2 separate regions of the Homo sapiens genome follow, and region 1 is linked to region 2. Evidence: read pairs that join two places in POLR2A ChIA-PET (ENCODE). Cell type or tissue: OCI-LY7. All regions are shown on one strand. Each heading gives the region's core, and the rest is flanking DNA. Links, peaks and the distances in the headings are about the cores only.

Region 1 (10,632 bases), core at 2,958-6,957, 68 kb after region 2:
AAAAAAACAGTGCCTATTATTTTCCACTTTATTTCCATAAAAATGACATTAAAGTGCTCCTTGGGGATGTTTTGCAAACACTTTCAATCACCAATCACTGACTCTGAAAAAAAAAAAAAAGGAAAGGCATTTTATTTTCCTTCAAAGGAGGAAACAACCCTCTAATAATGTCTAAAGGGGAAAAGGGCTCTATAAAAATGGGCGCCGTGAAAAACCATGGAAAAGATAAAAGAAGTCAGGGTTGAAGGACATTCTTCACTGGGTCTCTTCCTCTCATCAGGCACCTTCTTAACATCCAGGTGCACAAGCCCCCTGCAGTCTAGCAAGTACACCTTCCCTTTCAGGTCTGCACAGCTGCACAGTCAGGCAAGCAGCTACTAGAGGGCAGCAAAGGATCAGAAATGGGAGTGCAGGGCTCAGGCAGGCTGGCTGGGAACTGACCAGACGACCAAATTGAGGCCAGATACTTGAAGACAACCTCGGTCCAGTTTCCCATCAAAAGACAGGAAGGATCATGGGATCCCTCTAAGTTCTTAGATGAGTATAACAAAGCTTGTGTTGACAGTAATCCAAAAATTTAGCACAGTATCTGGTGACAGTAACAGAGGCCGAGTTGTCAAGAAACGAGGGGCACATGGGAAAGCCAAGGGGGAGCCGAAGTCCAGGAAAAGCAGGCGGAAGGTCAGGGGAACCTGGGTTCTGGTCAGAATTCTGGGAACCAATCAAGTCAATCATTGTCATTGTCATCATGATCATCATCAACATGGCTAGCACTCACTTACTTCTCTGTGTGCTAGCCATGGCTTAAGTCTATATATACATTTCAAAAGGCATATGCAGGAGAAACATTTTTACCTAGCTTTACTGAGGTGTATTTGGCATAAAATAAAAATTGTATATATTCAAGGTATACAACATGATGATTTAATATATATATACACTGTTAAATGACCACAATCAATTAACATATTCATCACCACTCAGCATTGATGTGGGTGTGACGGGGGTCATGAGGGTACTTAAGATCTACTCTCTTACCAAATTTCAAGTAAACAATACAGTATTATTAACTATAGTCACCATGCTGTACATTAGATCTCCAGAACTTATTCTTTTTGTAATTGAAAGTTCGTACCCTTTGATCAACATCTCCCCATTTCCCCCACTCCCAGACCTCTGGCAGCCACCATTTTACTCTTTTATGAATTGGACATTTTAATGTATTGTAATTTTAAAATTATTTATTTTTATTTATTTATTTATTTATTTTTGAGACAGGGCCTCGCTTTCTTGCCCAGGCTAGAGTGCAGGGATGTGATCATGGCTTGCTGTAGCTTCAGCCTCCAGGGCTCAGACAATTCTCCTGCCTCAGCCTCCTGAGTAGCTGGGACCACAGGCAAATGCCATCACACATGGCTAATTTCTTCTATTTTCTGTAGAGAAGGGCTGTCCCTACATTGCCCAGGCTGGTCTTGAACTCCTGGGCTCAAGCAATCCTCCTGCCTTGGTCTCCTGAAGTGCTAGGATTACAGGCGTGAACCACCACATCCAGCCAAATTTGACTTTTTTAGATTCCACATATAAGTGAGATCATATAATATTGGTCTTTCTGTGTCTGGCTTATTTCACTTAACATAATATCCTCCAGGCTCATCTATATTGTAGTAAATGGCAGGATTTCCTTCTTTTCATTGCTCAATAATATTACACACACACACACACACACACACACCACATACACCATATTTTCTTTATTTACTCATTTCTTGATGGACACTTAGGTTGTTTCCACATATTGGCTACTGTGCAATTAACACGGAGGGTACAGGTGTCTTTTCAAGATGCCGATTTCATTTCTTTTGGATATATACCCGCAAGTGGGATTACTGGATTGTTTAGTACTATTTTTAATTTTTTAGACCAAGCACGATGGCTCATGTCTATAACCCCAAGAATCTGGGACGTCAAGTCAGGAGAACCAGCTGAGCTCAGGAGTTTATGACCAGCCTAAGCAACATAGCGAGACCTTGTCTCTAATAAAAATTAAAAAAAAATTTTTTCAAAAAATTTTTTTTAATTTTTATTAGAGACAAGTTCTCGCTATGTTGCTTAGAAAAATTAACCAGGCATTGTGGTGTGTGCCTGTAGTCCCAGGTATCCGGGAGGCTAAGGCAGGAGGATTGCTTGAGCTCAGGAGTTTGAAGCTGCAGTGAGCTATGATCCTGCCACTGCAGTCCAGCCTGGGCAATAGAGCAAGACCCAGTGTCAAAAACAAAACAACAAAACAAAAAAACCTCCATACTGTTTTCCATAATGGTTGCACTAATTTACATTTCCAACAACAGTGTAAATAGGTTCCCTTTTCTCCATGCTAGCCAGCTATGCTATTTGCTCAACCCAAGAAATACAAGAATTAGTCAAGGGTAATTTTCATTTTATGAGATTTTTGTTTCATGCTTTAACTTCAGAACTAACCTCCACCACTCAACTCCAGTGCAACCACTACTAAATTCAATGACTTCTAAACCAAACCTTATTTGTCACTTCTCATAGTCAAGGTTTTTCTTTAAGGAATGTGCCTTCAGTCATTTGTATCTGTGGTCCTGGTGGAAGGCAAAAGCACAAACTATTAGAAACATTGGGTTTGTTCAAGTGCTGTGATTTGTGCTTAGGCTGAATAAGAAAAACTATCAAATGAATACACTAGAGGTTTCTTCCATAAAGCAAAGGGAAAAGTCTAAATATTTCATTAAAAATACAACAGGGAGGAATTTACTTTCAAGTTTTTACAAGGAATTAAAAAATACATATACTTTTCCAAAGTTAGATCCATCAACTTTTACCTTTCTTGTTATATAGATCTCTGAATGGTTCTTAATGGTTGCCTACGTTATCAAGCCTGGAATTCGACAATGCTCCCACCATGCCCTTGTCCACTCATTCTTCCGAAAGTTTGGTTCTAAGTCCCAGTGGTGAATGAAAGTGTCCTCTTTACAAGCATCTTTTATTCTAAAGCTACCTTTCTTTTGCCTTTATATCTAATACTTTATTTTTAGAAATGACATTAAAATTAGTCCCTAGGAAGAGAGTCCTTCCATAGATTCTCTCTCTTAACTTGTTTGCGTAGGGAAATGCAGGCGCTTAATTGATCAAAAGGGACTCACAGAAGGATGAACTATTTTGCAGAAGCATGCTAATGGAAATGCACCAACCGCTAAGACCCACTGCTCACAGGAAGCATCATAAAACTGGTGAGCTGATGGAAGTGCAAAGCTGTAAAGTAACAGCCAAATTTATCTTTTTTTAAAAAATAAAAGGTATCTTCCAAGTAGAAAATTAGAGAACCATTTGATATAATTCACTGCATTTGACAGCTTTGGAGTAGATTTATACCCTGCTTTTTTCCTCCCACCTTCAGTTTTCCATTATCAATCTCTCAGCAGGGTTTGGATTTCAGCATTGGCACCAATAGACAGAACTGGAAACAAGTGCATTCTGCAAATCACTGCATGCTCCCATGTCATAATCTCAATTCTCATTCCTCAGATACAGATTCTAGGTTGCAGCTGCAGATTAAAGTCAATTCTCTAAAATTACAACTGTAATTTCTCACTTATTTCAGGAGTTCCAATTGTGTAACCCTGTAGGAAGTTTCACTCATATGAGGAAGTTCAAATGAAACAGAAATTTGAGTGGAGAATTAAGCTGTCCCTTCCTTTTTTGGCACTGCGTCTACATGGCATCTTACAACTCTTTGATTGCTGTGATGACAGGCAGGGCCAAACTAGTCAGGAGACAAAAGACAAGGCCATCTATCACCATTATTTGGAAATTTCATCTAGCAAAGGATTTATGATCTGTTCATTTTGGAGGAGATTTAAAAAAAAACAAAGATTGAATAAAGTATGTCTGGTGATACATGAAAATGAGATGATGAGATGGATTTTACAGAAGACCTGGGGCTGACTGCATTTGGTCAGAAGTGCCACATTGTCATGGCAGAGAGGAGGGGATTTGTCTAGGACCACTGAGCACCACAGCTGAGAGTTCTTTGAAAAACAACCAGTACCCAGAGTATCCCAGAGGCAGTCAGGACAGCACAGTGATAAGAGTGTGGGCTCTGGGACCAGACTGCCTGGGTTTGAATCTAGGAAATGAGCTACGACAAGTTACTAAATATTCCTGTGCCTCAGTTTCTCTAGCTACTCATAGGATTATTACAGAATTATTTCGTAAGTCATGACTTGTGCTGAGGAGTCCTGACCTAGAACAGTACCTAACATATAACAAATGCTGGAAACCACTGTAACCTAACTTCATAGGGTGTTGAGAATGTTACAGGAGTTATGAATAAAGTGTTTAGGATAGTGCTTGATACATAAAAAGTGCTAGGGTGTTAGTCATTATTACTATGAATGTTGTTATAATAGTAACCAATAATTAGTAGTACCAGAGTTCCTTAACATAGTATGTCCCAAGAGAGCCAGGTCATGAGCTTATGAATGACAGGGTGATGTCTAAACTCAGGTTATCAAACTGGCAGCTCCAGGGCCACACGTGACCTGTAAGTACGCTCGTTTTGCCTGAGCTATGTTTAGAAATGTTTTAAATTATTTGCACACTTCAGAAATGTCTATAGTTTATTTAAAGTTATGGGTTTGTGGATTCTCTTTAAAAATCAAGAGCTCATTTCACATTGGGCCTGCATTCCCGCATGCAACTCTCAGTTGGGGCTGGACAATGGTGGCCTCTTTGGATATTTGGGGCATACATTCTCCAGGTCACCCCAGTCCCCACTAGGGTTCCTTCATTCACTGTTATCTGCCTGGCCCTTGTAGGCACCTGAGTTTGCTGTCCTTCTCCCTTGAATCTATTTTAGGCCTTCCGGGGTGATATGCTCTCAGACAGAATTTTTTTAAACACATTCTGGGCCCATCTGAGAATATGATTTTACTGGAGCTCTCCCCGGTAAAATGTACACAAATTTATATGCTCACATGACAACTGCAAGTGGACCACGGACTCCCTAAAGCCCATTCATGAAAAAATTTCCTGTTTTATGGGTCTATTCATGGACAAGAAAATTCCATTAATCCTCATTCTTCATTAGATCACTATTGTATCAAGGCGAATCCCATGATTTTAAAAATAGAAATTATACAGATACATAAAATGAAGGACTATGCTCAGGAAGAGTAAATCCTTTGAACTGATGATAAATTTAGTGGTTGATTTGATTGCACTCAAATTTGGCATCTTTATAACAAAACACCACACCAACTTGCTATCTAATTTCACCTCCTAAACACTTCTCAATTCTGCTACCTCTTCTCCAGATTTCTTAGCACTCTCAGGGCCACTGCCAGCCCAGACGGTACTATTATGAGCATCAGAAACAGCATCTCTTCCTCAAGACATTTTACTGCCATCTGCTGGGGAAAATGTGTCATACTAACTACATAGATTCATCACATCTAAGATGAGAATGCCACATACTAGACAGGGGTCCTTGAGGAGTGCACACCTGCAGAACAGTTTCCAGCATGATTTGAGTTGTGAGCATCCCTGACATGGGCTAAGCATTTCTACTTGAGGCCATTATCCAGAGGAGGCAGCAGAGAGTGGCCATTATGAGCTTTGTAGTTTTGAGTTTTTAAAAAACTTTTTTATTTTGAATTACTTTTAGACTTAATGAAAAGCTGCAAAAAAATGTGGAAACAGAGAGTTTCCACATATCCTTTACCTCTTCCCCAAGGAGATTTCATCCTATAATAATAAAAACAAGGGTTTGAATCATGATTCTGATAGGATCTTGGCAGATGGGCACAGTGCCAGCTCACAGTAAATGCTCAGTACGTATTATTATATGTTGTTATCATCTGCTAGCATCACTTTCCTTAACTATAAATGAAGATAATAAAAATATCTAGTGTGAGGATTATGTTACATTATTAGTAAAGTATTTAGCATAGTGCGTGATAAACAGTAATACTATTATTGATATTGCTGGTGATATTAACTTATTATTTCTGAGGTCTAATATTCTTCCCCAACCCACAGTCACCTAGTACACTGACATCCTGGTTTTCTAAGTATAAAATTATAAGTCATTACTATTCCTGAGATGCTTCCATATCCCAGGGAATAGATGCTGGTAACCAGTTCCCGGATTACCACAGTAGACATCCCAAAGATCAGGAAATACCCAGAGCCTAAGGGCAGAGCTAGTTGCAGGCTGAGGGTATGGCTAAGTGAGATCTCCTTTTGTGTCTTATCTGAGGTCCAACATCTCTCTGAAGCACTAAAGTCTTACTGATAACTGTTGTTGTTATAATTTCATAAAACAAAGGCAAATCTTTTTAAAATAAGGAAGAAAGCTTTTTATTCCCACTTCCAAATCATCTGTCTCTAACCAAGTCATAAAGACCATCAGGCTGCCAGTGCAGTACGATGTGTTAGATGTTCAACAGGAGTTCCTAGAACAGGCTCTACCTCCTCTGGGTGGAGAAGTGGGGCTGACCATGTGTGAGGAGGAGCCTTGCTCATAGGGGGAAGACACTTTTCTCAAAGCACTCCTCAACTGCTGACCCAGCATGCAATCTAACCTGTTTTTTTTTTTTTTATGGCATCTGTTTACACAAATTCTGACCAGGTGGCAAATTCTTCCCCTCTCCTGTCAGCCACAGTATGCTGGACAGAGAACACCTGTTCCAGAAGTGGACTGATTAGCCCAAGGTTGGGATACACAGCACGAGCTATGGGCCACACGAGAGGAGGAGATCCTGTGACTTGTCGGTGGTTGGCTCCACTCCTCCTCTTGGCCCTAGTCCATGTCTACCACTAATGGGATTGATCCATGGGCATAAATCTGAAAGCCCTTGCTAGGCAGGTAGGAGGTTATCTTATCCAAAACTGCTACAGTGTTGTTGCTAGCTGAAAGCAAATGTTTCAAGCACTGGGGAGGGAACTAGAGGTACAAAATTGAGGTTGATAATCTTCGTTTTTAAGGAGCTTCTTGGGGAGGGCATTGGTGAAGGTGATAGAATGGAATAAAAATATCACTTAATGAATATCTTTTCTGCAATGTCATTTACATATGCAGGGTATCTTTAAACAAGTAACAATAATTCAGTGGAATATCAGCTTTATTGATACTATCAGTAGGATGTGTGGATGCAAAAGGGAGAAAACAAATTAGTGAGAAGAATGGATAAATGAGGCAGTAGGAAAGGTTCACAGAGGAGGTGGGACTGGAGGTGGATTGTGAAGGATAACTAAGAGTCTGTCCATGGTGGAGCAGGCAAATATTCCAGGAGAAGAAAGAACTGGTAGCATGGGGCAAATGGGAATGAAGCTTGAAAGAAAACGGAAAAACTAAATGAAGAGGGGAAGAGAGAATCAAATCACAATATAGGCATAAAATGGAATAAGCTAATGATTAGCAAAATTACTATTATCTCAAAACCCCATTTTTTTTTTAAAGGACAACTCATAACACTTACCAGCTGTGCCACTCTTTAGGGTACTTTCACATCTCAAGAATGGTCCTTTGACCCAGTAGACATACAGAAACACAAGTCAACCTATTCATTTCTCTCAATCTACAGAAAACTCTAGCTCTGCAAGCTCCTTGTCATTTGAAGAATTTGATTCCTGATGAGTAAGTTGCTAGCCTAAAGAAAAATACCAATCTAAACATTATTAAGGACAGTGTAACAAAGAAGACATTCTACAAATTCTTTATTCCTGATAGTCATAAAGAGGCTACAAAGAGAATGAGTTAGAGAAAGGTGGAACATACTCAGCATGAAAAAGAAATTTTAAAAAGAATTATGGTTAGGCCAGGCGTGGTGGCTCTCGTCTGTAATCCCAGCACTTTGGGAGGCCGAGGCGGGCGGATCACAAGGTCAGGAGATCGAGACCATTCTGGCCAACACAGACCCCGTCTCTACTAAAAAAAACAAAAAACAAAAAACAAACAAACAAACAATTAGCTGGGCATGGTGGCGGGCACCTGTAGTCCCAGCTACTTGGGAGGCTGAGGCAGGAGAATGGCGTGAACCCGGGAGGCAGAGCTTGCAGTAAGCTGAGATCGCACCACTGCACTCCAGCCTGGGTGACAGAGCAAGACTCTGTCTCAAAAAAAAAAAAAAAAAAAAAAAAAAAAGAATTACTGTTATAGATTTTGTGATCCAAGAGGGATGTTAGGCAGCCTGCACCTAATAGAATTTGGTAGATGCAAAAAAAGTTGCTTGTTGAATAAATGACTGAATGTTCTACTTCAGTGGTTTATAAACTGTGCTTCCCAGAGGTGGTTCTGGGTTCTGTAAAGCACAAAGTAACTTCTGTACAACAGTGAAGTTTCAAACTACTCTGAAGACAAGTGTGATCCCAGTGCCTGACATATAGCAGGTGCTTTATAAACATTTGGTAGTGAATGAATGAAGGAACAAGCAAATGTATTAATGGATAGAGGAATGGAATAGTTTGAACTTTAACAACCATGAACAAAAGGACTAAAATCTAAAGGGAAAAAAGACCAATTTTCCTTCTCTCCTGACCTATCTCAAACTCCATCCTTGCTGTAACTTATTTCCTTTTGCATCAAGGGAAATATAAAAATGACAATGACCTTTCCCTCACATCAGAGAGAGGTGGAAAGAATAAATATGTTAATATGTGCAAAGCTTCCAGACTTCCTTAGAGAGAGCCACTACAGGTATTAATTTAATTATTATGAGCTTCTTGCAGAAACACAGCTGTTACACCTTTAAACAAACCATTTTTGATAATATTTCAGTTATCTTCAAACAGAAGGCAGAATGGGCTAGATAACCATAGGGAAATGGCCGACAACACAAATGCACCTGGCCCTCAGCTCCAGACTCACTTGGGGCTCAATTTGGGGCAGTCACACATTTGAGACTACTTTTTAAGATACTTTTGGTTTTGTGGTGAAGGGCTGAGAAGCGTGCTAACTGGCTGCACTGAGCTGAGTCAGGCACAGGGATGAAACTGATGCCTCTTTCTCTGTCCATAGACAGCTCCAAATCTGAACTAAATTCCAGGAGAGAAGGTGTAAGGAAGTGAAAAGCAACAGATTCGAAAGTATTTTTAGTGGGTTACTCTCTTTGTAGGAAGTTCTGGCCTTATTCAAACTATGTTTCTCATGTCTATATATTAGACAAATGGCTCTAATCAGCAAATGCAAATCAAGACCCCCTCAACAAAGCGAAGTGCAACAAGAATAAAAGCTTATTGATCCTCTTGTTATCGATCTGGACCATATATCTAGATTTCTCTGTATTCTACAACTAGAAAAAATCTTCAGTATGCAGTATTAAATACAGAAAAGAATTACGGTTACAGTATTTGTGATCCTATATTTGTAGAAAGCAATATGCTTTCTACAATATTTACAACAATCAGAGATTAGGAGCTTGAAAAAGAATGGAGCACATTGCTAAATGAGACTTGTGCCACCAGATATGGAGGTTCATGAGATTTGTCTCAAAATTCTTCTCTTCAATCAATATGTATCTAGACTTGAACATGCACTGAAAAGAATTAACATGTCAAAAATGTAACCAGGAGTGAACAAAGTAACTAAGATCACAATTAATTGTACTTAATTTAGAAAGAAAGTGTTTTTTACCTGTCAACTATGGGGAAACATCACTTTTTAGTATCAGGACGCCTTGTGTTTTTAAAAAATATTTGTTGAAGAGTAAAAGCTGTACCTGTGCCTTATTTTCATTTGCACACAGGATGTAAACACTTGAAAGTTCCACCATGAACCCACATTCTACACACGCAAGGCAGAACTTCACAAATGCTTCCCAGGACAGCTCTTTTTCAACTATTTCCTATTTGTCAGTTTGGCCACCAACCCGCAAGTCTCCTAGGCTAGAAATCTCGGCAGAGTTATTTTCTCTTTTCTTGCCTTCCTCCTTCCCTGTTTCTTGTTTGTTCGGTGAAGATAATAATAGTCTGGCCCCCCACCTCCTTTGTTGGCTCTAGGGTGGTCCTCCCACCCCATCCCCTCCAGAGGTTAATATGAATCTACCTATCGTATCTAGCTGCTCTGGAAGCCCAGTAGGTGGAAGCACCACTCAAGTCCTCTACCAATGTTACCATAACAAACTTGGTTATTTCTTTCTTTGACTTTTTAAAGCACAGTTTCTGGAGTAAGAAAAACTGTTCCTACTGTATGATTGTGGGCAAACTCATATTTTCATAAGTGGGGAAAACAGCAGCCTCTACCCTTGCAGCGTTGTTGGGAGGCTTAAGTGAAGTTCTCAGTCATGCAGCAGGCTCAGTAAATGCCAGCTGTTGCTACCATTACTATCATCTCCTGTCTATTCTCTTCTCACATCATCCAGCCCTCATCCACACCCACTTCACACTAGGTTACCACATGTGTCCCACAAGCAGATACTCATGACTAAACACCATCTTTCCCTTGGAGTACTGGATACTGGATACACAAACACAAGGAACAGCCTTTACTCTTAAGGAGGGTAAGTCTAGTGTCCCAGACAGACATATATAGATAATTAAAAGCAAAAATGCAGTAAGTTAGTACCTGGTGGGGCTTCTGTGGTTCAATAACTAACATTTCTTCTTTCTTAT
Region 2 (10,632 bases), core at 4,289-8,288:
ATAAAAGTGTAAACAACGTTTCCTTCAAGCTTTGTTGTTGTTGTTACAGTTGTTTGAGGTCTTCTTTGTGCAATTAAAAATGAAAGAAAGAACCCAAGGAATGAAGATCAAGATAAGACAAAATAAGATAAACTAGAACATATACATTAAAGTCAAAGTAAACCCTGTGAATAGAGAAATAGTTTGGGATCCATAGGGTGAGCAGCAAGCAGCACTAAAATATGAGTGCTATTTCTCTTTTAAAACAGAGTACAAAGCCTATAAAAGGTACTTTTGGATGGGCACATTATGTTCATAATTCATAATTTTAAAATGACCCATGAGAACCAGGTACTAGACCATAGGGCCTAATGAGTATTCTAGAGTAGAAAAAATGAACATAAGGAAAGAGAGCCATTACGGGTAGATTTCCTTGCCCTCCACAAATCAACCACACTTAGGGACTATTTTCTTTCCTCTTAGTGGCACCTTTGACAAAAATAGCAGCCCACAAAATTTGCACTAAAGGCCCACTTCAAAAATTAGAGCAGTAAGGTTCCAGTGTTGCCATGTGCCAGAAGTAAAAGAAAAAAGGGCCATACATGAACATGGAAATAAAATCAATGAGGGTTACACAATGGCCAATTTATTAAACTTTTTAATTTTTATCTGCTTTGTGCAAGAAAACCAAAAGGAGGAAATAAAAAGATTTGAGGGCAATTATGAAGCAAAAACCTTCTAAAAGTGGTTGCAAAAAACAGATGACTAGATATTATCCATCTAATTTTATTGTCCAGTGAAAGAGCAACATCCAAAGGAAATTCTGCATGTACAGAGGGTTAAAAAGGGTAAGATTTTAAAATACCAGTTACTATTATATTGTTTTTAATTGTTAAAGGGGAAGTAAAAGTAATTGATCCTTTGGGGTTGAACTTACTGCCTCTTAAAAACCTCTAGTAGCAACAACTCTTCTTTAGAAAACATTTCATAATTTCAGTGAGACTTTACATCCATTACTTCATTTGATGAGTCGCTATCATCCATATAATACAGATAATATATGGAGATCAAAGCTCAGAGGCATTAAGCTACCTGCTCAAGTTTACATAGGTAGAAAGTAGTGGAGCAGAGATTCAAACTCAGTTCATGACTTCACAAATTGTGTGCTCCACACATCCTGAAGAATATGAATATGTGCAAGTAACGGTACCCTGGCAGTCTTAGATTAAAATGAGTCATTCAATTCCTCTCAAGAGTGACTAGCTAGGGCCTAAAGGTATTTTGATGATTTCTGCCAATGATCTGCTGAGGGAGCTCTCAAAATTAGGTTCAATGTTAGTTATGAAGACACATGGATGCAATGCCACCATCCAGGACCTTTGATTCCCTGTACCCAAAAGGACAATATAATTTTCAGCCATGAGTGGAGCAATGAATTGATTTTCCTTTGATTCACATTCCTGAGTAGGCTGCTTTAGAACCATGGGAAAGCTTCCACTCTCACCTTCTGGACATTCTACTTCATTATCAGGCTGATGTTAACAATAAGAGATGTTCAAAGAACAATAAACATGGCTAAGAAGCTGGTGGGATTGATTTTACACTCCAGGTAATAGCTCTCTGAGGATACTGTGCCTTTACAAAGCTGCTGATCAGTGCATTCTTTCTCTTTCTTTTTCTTTTTTTTCTTTTTCTTTATTTCTCCTTCCTGCCTTCCTTCCTTCCTTTTCTCCCTCTCGCTCTCTTTCTCTTCTTATGACACTCTTCCCACCCCTCACCCCCCCAACCCCTCCCCCCCAGACTTTTAATGGCCAGGGGAGGAGGGGGAAGAGTGGTGCATAAGCTGCTTCTTCCTCATCATAAATTAAGGGTTGGTTGTAGAAATTCTTTTGAAGACTGGAGGCTGCAGCATGATGATTCACTTTTCCTGCCCAAACTTCCCTAATTCACTCAGGTTTAGACTCTTCCAAATCCCAGAGGCAAAAGATAATGAATAAATTAAGTTTTCAGAAATTACTGTATTTAGAAAAGTTTTAACATATTTTTGGAAAAGCATTTTATAAATTGCAAAGCAGAGCGATTTCATTTACATTTTTTATATTATGGTAAAATAGACATAACACAAATTGTTCATTTTAACAATTTTTAAGTATACAGTTCAACAACATTAAGTACATTCACAGTGTTGTGCACCCATCACCCCTATTATCTTCAGAACTTTTTTTTATCATCCCAAACTGAAACTTTGTACTAATTAAACAATAACTTCCCATTGTCCCCCCACAGTTCCTGGTAACCTCTATTCTACTTTCTGTCTCTATGAATTTGCCTATTCTAGGCAACTCACATAGGGCAGTGACATAATGTGTGTCCTTTTGTATCTGGCCTTTTCACTTAGCATAATGTCTTCCAAGTGTATCCACATTTCAAGATGTATCAAACTGCATTACCTTTTATTGCTGAATAATATTCCCTTGTATGTATACATTTTGTTTATTCATCTGTTGATGGACATTTGGCTCGTGTCCACCTTTTGGCTATTGTGAATAATGCTGCTCTGAACAGTGAGGTACAAGTATCTGTTTGAGTCCCTGCTTTCAATTCTTTGGGGTATATATGTAGGCGTGGAATTGTGGATCATATGTTAATTCTATGTTTAAGTTTTTGAGGAATCCCCAAACTGTTTTCCACAGCAGCTACACTATTTTATATTCCCTCTAGTAATGCAAAAGGGTTACAGTTTCTCCACATTCCTGCTAATACTTGCTATTTTCTGTTTTTTAATAGCCATCCTAATGGATATAAAGTGCTATCTTACTATGGTTTTGATTTGCATCTCCCTAATGTCTAGTATTGCTGAGTATCTTTTCTTGTGCTTATGGCCCATTTGTGTATCTTCTTTCGACAAAGGTCTTTTCCAGTCCTTTGCCCATCTTTGAGTTAGGTTGTTTGTTTTTGCTTTTGCTGTTGAGTTGTAAAATTCTTTATATATTTTGGATATTCTTTGTCAGATATATGATCTGCAAATATTTTCTCCCATTCCATGGGTTGCCTTTTCATTCTGTCAATAATGTACTTTGATGTACAAAAGGTTTTAATTTGGAGAAGTCCAGTTTATCCTTTTTTTTCTTCTGGTGGCTGTGCTTTTGGTGTCATATCCAAGAAATCACTGTACTGATTCCACTTTGATTAACCTATAATACAATTAATTTCTAAGCAGAACCCTTGAGTTATGCTACAAGTCACTTTTGCCCCAAATAAATTCCAAACAAATACAATGTGATGGAGGAGGGAGAGGAAGTGGGGATGGGTAATGGGTACAAAAATATAGATAGAATGAATAAGATCTAATAAGATCTAGTATTTGATAGCACAACAGGGTGGCTACAGTCAACAATAATTTATTGTGCATTTAAAAATAAGGAAATATATTTGGATTGTTTGCAACACAAAAAAAGATAATTGAGATGCTGGATACCCCATTTACCCTAATGTAATTATTATACATGATATACCTGTATTAAAACATCTCATATACCCCATGAATACATACTATGTACCCATTAAAACCAAAAAATATATATACAATGTGAGAGGCTAAAGAGCAAGCATGCCAGGCAACTGAATACTGTTTCCAATTGATCTTAAGGTCCAGACAACATGGCACATGGTTTTCTCTGTTACCTGGTCCCTGCCTACTTTTTTAGTTTCATTTCCCCCTTGCCATCTAACTTCAATGATCTGGAATTCTCTGTCTCTAAAATACTCTTCATTTTCCCTATACCTGCCTTACTCATACTCATCCTTCTAGTCTCAACCCAGTCATCCCCTCTTTCGGGATGTTTCACATGATCTGTTCCTATTTCCACCTACTATTCATGCAGTGAAAGGGTTGATGTGCTAGTTTGAGCTCCTGCGGCACCCCATATGTTGTTTACTACAAGATTTACTATACAGAATTACTGTTTACTTAGCTGTCTCCCCCTCTATATTATGAATTCCATGAGGACATTGAGCATGATTTTAGTTTATTTTTATTACTATATCCTCAGTATCTAGAATACTTCCTGATGAACAGTAGATGCTCAGTAGGTAACTGCCGAATGAATGAATGAATGAACCAGACTAATAGCCTTGCCAAAAGTTTTCTGTTTCTAGAAGTAGTTACAAGAAATATTTTCATGGAGAGGCATAACATTTAGAGATATAGCCTAAGTCTCTCTGCTTTTCTTAATAATTTATCTTCAATGAACTTTATTTCATAAATCTTTAATCAAAGTAGTGTCATAAGCACTTTATAAGTATTAATTCATTTAAACTTCACAATAACTTGATAAGGCATTCTTATCTGCAGTATTCAGGAAATGAAACAGAAGCACAGAGACGTTAAGTAGCTTGCCCATTGTCACATAGCTGCTAACTGGGATTGGGCCTACTTAAAGTTGATCAGTCTGTATCATCTCTTGGTATGATGAGTTCCAACTAAATGGGAAACAATATATACTTGAACATTTCAGTCTTACAAGGATGGTCAAGTTCATGGAATTTATAATTTTTCTAAACTTGGCTCACATCACCCTCAGATTTATGGTCTAGTTTTCCTCCTGGAAGCCCCAAGTTTCCTAACTGGGGCTCACATACCAGTCATCCCTTCCCTCTTTCTGTTTCTTCTCAGAACCTGAGTCACTTCCTCATTTCTTCTGTAGGCTCAGCTGCTGGAAGCACTGGGCATTTCAAGTGCAAGTGGACCATATTTATTTTCAGGATTAAAGACATTTCCTATTTGGTTTTTGATGTCTCTTTGGTTTCAATTTGATCAATGTACTCAAACAACTACTTAAAATGACCATAGGACATTTTAGCTGGTCGTAGCTCCACATAACATTTTATAGGAATATATGAATTTTTTCTTTTAAATTTATTATCTTTTGGTTTCCTTCAATAAAACCAATCTTCAGCTACACTATTATTATTATTGCAGGGAAGCATTTTTTGAAACACAGCTCCTTTATAATTAATTCATTCATTTGTTCATATATTTATTCAGTAATTTCAGGGTGCAACGCACTGTGCTAGATGATGGAAATACAATTTTATCCTCTAGGAGTCAGTATCTTTCCCACCTAAACAGATTTCTACAATAAGATAGAAGTTAAACATTCCTCTGATTTTGAATATTTAAAAACCTTGTAAGAAAATGCATTATTTCAATTGGTTCCTCTGTTTCCATATGCATGTTTGCCCTCTCAAAGGTCTAGATTATGTTGCACAGAGATCAGCACCATTAATTTGGTTTGAATAATTAAACAAAATGTCTTATTTTGGAAAGTGCAAAAATATGTAACAAGATGATTTACAATTTCACGTCAAAATGTGTAATAGGTTGCTATGATTGTGATTAATCCCTAAAGAGAGAAAAAAATTAGAAGTAAAGTAACATTTTAAAGTAAAATAGATACATTAGAAATTCATGATTGGATAGATTACAAAATGTCTCTTGCCTCTGAATAATAAATATAATTTATTGATTCTCTCTGAATGCATTAGAGAAATAAAGCATGTAAAACAATCATTTAGGCTAAGTACATACAGCAAAGAATTGAAATTATCCTCTGCAGCAAGTACTAGGCTGATGGATAATAGCATATACATTCATTTTCATACCTCTTACCCCTTTTAAATATATCTCTAAGGAAAGACAGTGGTTATTTGACTTTCTCCATGTGAAATTTCCCATGCAGTGTAGCACATCTGTAAAAGATGTGTGAAAAGTACATTTTTCTATCAGGATTTTCATTCATAGTTAATTATTTCATTTAGCACGAGCAACATTTCCAATTTAACTTGTTCCAGAGACTGTAATATTTACAGCTAATTTCCAGCAAAACATTTAGAAATGGCTCAAAGTAAAAATTCATTACTGGGTTTTGCCATGTTTTAAAACGTCAAATGCAAATGAAAATCAAGGCAAGACTATACTTTACTTTTAGATCATGTATTTCAGTTCCTTTTTTTTTTTTTAAATAGGTTTGGTGTAGGTGGTAAGCTTGTAATGTCATTCTTTATTTAAAACACAAGGCAGAAAGGTCTCAGGAAGGAAGAGACATATGTTATTATCTGTCATGACCTTATACTTATGAATCTGGGGACAGATTTGGAGAAAGGTCTTCAAGTGACCAGATGGGCTGCCATGTTATTTAAGTTGCATATATTATAATAGCTTCATTTTGTTCTTAACCAATGTAACTCGCATCTTATCATTTACATTATTGTCTTGCTTCCATTATGGATGGTATACATTATGTTTTCCCCAAACTGAACTGACTCCTTGATCTGGGTTATGCATCCTACTTGCATACAGACATATTTTCACATACGTACTTTCCCATATGAATAGATGACCAGTAGATCTTATAACACATTTTTCTGAGAATTTACAGTGCTTTAAGTTACATCAATTTTTAAAGGGACTCAATAAAGTAATAAAATTTACACATTTATATTGAAATACAGTCATTTATACTATTATATGAAAAACCATAGTGAGTATAAGTGATTTTTTATTGTAATTGCTTTCTGACAGTAGGTATAAAATGAAGAAATTCAAAATGATGGAATTACCCTTGAAATTTGAGCCAACATAAGCAGTTTTAAAGTGTTAAGAGTTTAATGAGAAACATCACTGAGGTGGAAAAATTATGCAAACGTAAATTTTAAATGGAGCTTCCAAAAAGGAATAATTTTAAGATAGTCTAGCAAATGTAAGGGGTTGCTATTCCTTAGATGAGAAGTTTGATAAAAATATAAATAGAATAAAGAGTATATAGAGACATTTGCAAGTGTCTCCCATGTAGCATTTAATAAAATATTTATTTTATACCTACTAAGAATTTCGGGTACTGAGAGTTCCAGAGTGGGAGAGAGGAAGCACTATCAGAAAGAGAATGACTCTCTGTGGATGTGACATGGGCTGACACTTAAATGAGAAGAAGGAACCAGCCCACTTCTGGAGGGGAGATTCTCTAGGCAGAGGGAAGAACAAGCTTATCAGTCTCAAAAACACAAAACAGTTTATTTATCTTTCACTTTGGGAGGCCGACGTGGGCAGATCAACTGAGCTCAGGAGTTGGGGACCAGTCTGGGCAACTTGGTGAAACCCCCATCTCTATCAAAAATACAAAAAACAAACAAAAACAATTGGCTAGCTATAGTGGCGTGCACCTGTGCTCCCAGCTACTTGGGAGGCTGAGGTGGGTGAATTGCTTGAGCATGGGAAGCAGAGGTTGCAGTGAGCTGAGACCGCACCACTGCACTCCAGCCTGGGAGACAGAGTAAGACCCCATCTCCAAAAAAAAAAAAGTATATTTACTTTTAAAACCAAATGCTAAAAGAGTCAAACAAAAGTTCAATTAAAAATCAATATATTTATAACTAAAGTACATATTATCTTCTGAATATAAATACTACGTGTGCACAACAAATAGTATAGTATTTCTCTAGAGAAAACTGAGGAAACATTTCTTAAATGTCTTGAATATAAACCACCCATAGCTAGGAGTATCTGGATAACCTATATTCTGAAAGCATTTGCTTAGTTTGCCCTGATAAATGTGCTCTGTCCTTACTTTCTCTTGGCTTCTCTTTCTGCTGGTGTCTTATGTTCTGTTCCCATCCCCAGTAAGCTGGGGAAGGTGAGAAGGCCTTACTGTCTCAATTAAAAGGAGGTATAGTCAGCGTCACCACTCCTCATTTCACAGTTCTGGACACGAGCATAGAATCCTGATGAGAAACAGTCCTGCTTCTTTCTGTAGAAATGACTCTGCAGGTGTCAAGAAGAAAGGGCTCTGAGTCAGGACAAACGAGAACTTGGCACTGATGCTATTTTGCCAGGATTCATGCTCTCATGCTCTCTGACCATCCCTGCATGGTCCAAGTAATTCATTTCCATGGACATTAAGCTCCAAATGTCATTGTACACTGTGCCTTCCCATTTTCTAACCACAGGTGCTTACAGATTAGGCTCTTGCTTAACCTGCCACTGGCTGCTGGGCCATCATCTGCCCTACAAAGCATTATGACAGCTGTACTCATTCCTTTGATGAAGAATACTTAGATGTTCTTTCTCATCAGTCAAGGTAGCTCACACTCACTTTACAAATACTATATTACTATTGGCTCTTCATCAGATGATTTCTTTGTGGTAGATTCCGGTGCCTATCCTTAAGATGTTTCTGTACTGCTAAGGAGACTGCAATCCTGAAATTCAACACAACAACCAAGTCTACCAAATCTCTGGCAGGACTACCAAACAGACTCCTAATTGATTTCCCTGATTCTTCTTCATTTCATCAGAGCTCAGTACACAAAACAAAGTGAAAATATCAGTTCACTTTCTCATTCACTCATTAATTCAGCAAATATCCACAGTATGTATTGAATATTTTCCATGTGTCAAGTATATGTCTGACAAGTGTCAAAGCTGACTGTAGCAGTTCTCACAGTGTAGTTGGGGAGGGTGAGTAAGTTACTGTAGTGGACGAGTAATATTCTTGTCTAATTAGCATCCATTTCTCCCTTTTCTTCTAATAGTATCTGGATTTATCTGAGGATACGTCTTTCCCCAAGTCAGCCCCATGCCATTTGAGTGGAGCTGATTTTCCCTGCAGATTTGAAGAAGGGGTTGCAGAGACCTAGTTCTAGTCAATCAGAACACTGGATCCCCTGGGTGTAGTGACTGGTTCAGAGTCGGGGAGTCATTCCCTCAGACATAGCAGGACTCGACTTGAGGCCCTTTGTTGGAAATTTTACAAAGGAAGAAAATCTCCTTCTGCTAGTCTTGGAGCTGGGATTGTGTAAGGGCTCCCTGGGGAGAAGCCTGCCTGCCTGGGAATGAGGGTGAGAGGGAGGGAGAGCCTGAGAGGGCTGGAGAGCAGGAGTGTGAGGAGGAGGCTAGGGGAGAAAGGGAGAAAGGAAAGAGATTTGTTTGTGAATTCCAATACTTGATCATTTAGATCTAGTTGTGCCCAGAGCTGTAAGGACGATGACAGAAGCACTAACAAACCACAAAATAAGCATCGAGGAGAAATCCCCCAACTCTGCTTGGAGCAGCTGGGGAAAGCCATAGCCACCTGGCACCTGCCCATCCTTCACTATTCTTCAAATGTCATCTCTTCAGAGCAGGCTTTCTCTAGATCCCTTATTTGTTCTAAATAGATTGTGAGCTCACAGATACCAGAGAACATGGCTTGGTAATTTTATATCTCTAGAGCTCATCACTGTGCCTGTTAGAGGGAATATACATTATGCCTTCAATAAAAATTCCTTGAGTTCCCCTGTGTACCTAGGCCTCCAGTGAAAGCAGGGGTCTGAACAGGACCCTAACACTGCCCTGCTTTCAAGGGATTTCCCGTACTAACATGTACAAGGAACCAGCCTTCAGCAGGAAATCTAAACTAGCTTGTTCCTTTTCTCATTTTCCCTCCTCCTCTCCTGCTTCCTCCAGCCCTTTTAGTCCTGTTAACCCCTCATCAGAGTTTAATACAAACATCACCATGCCACTTCTCTGAAAGCTTTGCCAATTTAGGCCTAGTTTTCCTTGTTGTGTATTCGCAAAATTTCTTGTAATTTTCCTTCATATAAATCAGGGCACCTCTCCACCAGGGGTGAATTTGCTCCTTTCCTGAGATTATGTGACAACATCTGGAGATATTTTTGATTGTCACAACTGGGGAAGAGGTTGCTGTTGGCACCTAGTGGTTAGAGGCCGGGGACGCTGCTAAACACCCAGCAATGCCCAGAACAGCTCCCACAGCAAAGAATGATCCGGCCCAAAATGTCAATAGGGCTGAAGTTAAGCACCCCTTATATAAATAATCACAGTTTAGAGTTAGGCATCTATTTTTTACCCCACCAAACTATGAATTCCAAAAGGGCAGGGACTAAGTCTGTTTTGCACCATTGTACTTCCACACACTCACAAGTAGTAGCTACTCAACAATCATTTTTAAATGCTATCATTAAAGGAATGTTAAATCTATTCTCTGAAACACAATACACCATTCAGGTAATTTTTCCTTCTTTATTGCAAGTATGCATATTAGCATGCAAAATTTAATTCTCTGTTTTCATTTATCATATTCTAGAAACAAAAGTTCTGAATTGTATGGCTGGATTTTGGTGTAATTGAGGAGGCTCTATTCCACAAGAAAATATTTGTTTTAGTACATTAGGATATTCTTGGGAAGTTGACAAGACATATTAAAATGAATGAGCCTGGCTGGAGCAGTCCCTCACACTTTGCAGCACATAGTGCTGACAAGCCTTAACGACACAAATGGCATGAAGCCTAACACATGTGATGACCAGCATTTCACAGAGTTATCAGAGTGGCACTGTCATGTTCCTGAAGCAAAAGGTGATACAAGCTCCTATACTTCATCTCCGCTCCCTAATAACAATAAGCTTGGATTCCACTGAGCCATGTCTTCGATGACTGGTAGTTCTAAAGCCTCTAATTATAATCTTGAGTCGTAATATTTGCTTTAAAGCTTTAACTCAAGTGAACATTCAAATGTAATTTTTCCACAGAAGTCAATTTCTGGAAGGGACACAATGTAAAAACACAGGGAAAAGAACGTGGTTAATTATTAAACC

The links. ChIA-PET counts read pairs that join two places held together with the same protein. Peaks named below come from ENCODE experiments on the same cell type or tissue, not always from the same donor. Only the 100,000 strongest peaks of a DNase experiment are listed, where the experiment ranks them.
Region 1: POLR2A ChIA-PET joins it to region 2 with 11 read pairs; 2 of 35 experiments call an interaction of 5 or more read pairs at or near these places.

What each region holds. Positions count from the first base shown.
Region 1 is chr12:66,688,666-66,699,297 of GRCh38, forward strand. It overlaps a transcript of GRIP1 not described here. Among named protein-coding and RNA genes, the nearest start is that of GRIP1, 15 kb to the left of the region's middle. RefSeq lists silencers at 427-476, 5,244-5,538. In OCI-LY7, for the core only: CTCF peaks have their summits at 5,439 (motif pointing left) and 5,641; DNase peaks (open chromatin) are centred at 3,236, 3,666 and 5,416; H3K4me3 peaks cover 647 bases; H3K27ac peaks cover 2,348 bases.
Region 2 is chr12:66,619,015-66,629,646 of GRCh38, forward strand. All of the region lies in intron 1 of GRIP1 (glutamate receptor interacting protein 1), which reads right to left. Among named protein-coding and RNA genes, the nearest start is that of GRIP1, 55 kb to the right of the region's middle. RefSeq lists an enhancer at 9,161-9,300. In OCI-LY7, for the core only: CTCF peaks have their summits at 5,030 and 5,241; DNase peaks (open chromatin) are centred at 4,687, 6,057 and 8,027; H3K4me3 peaks cover 1,658 bases; H3K27ac peaks cover 3,941 bases.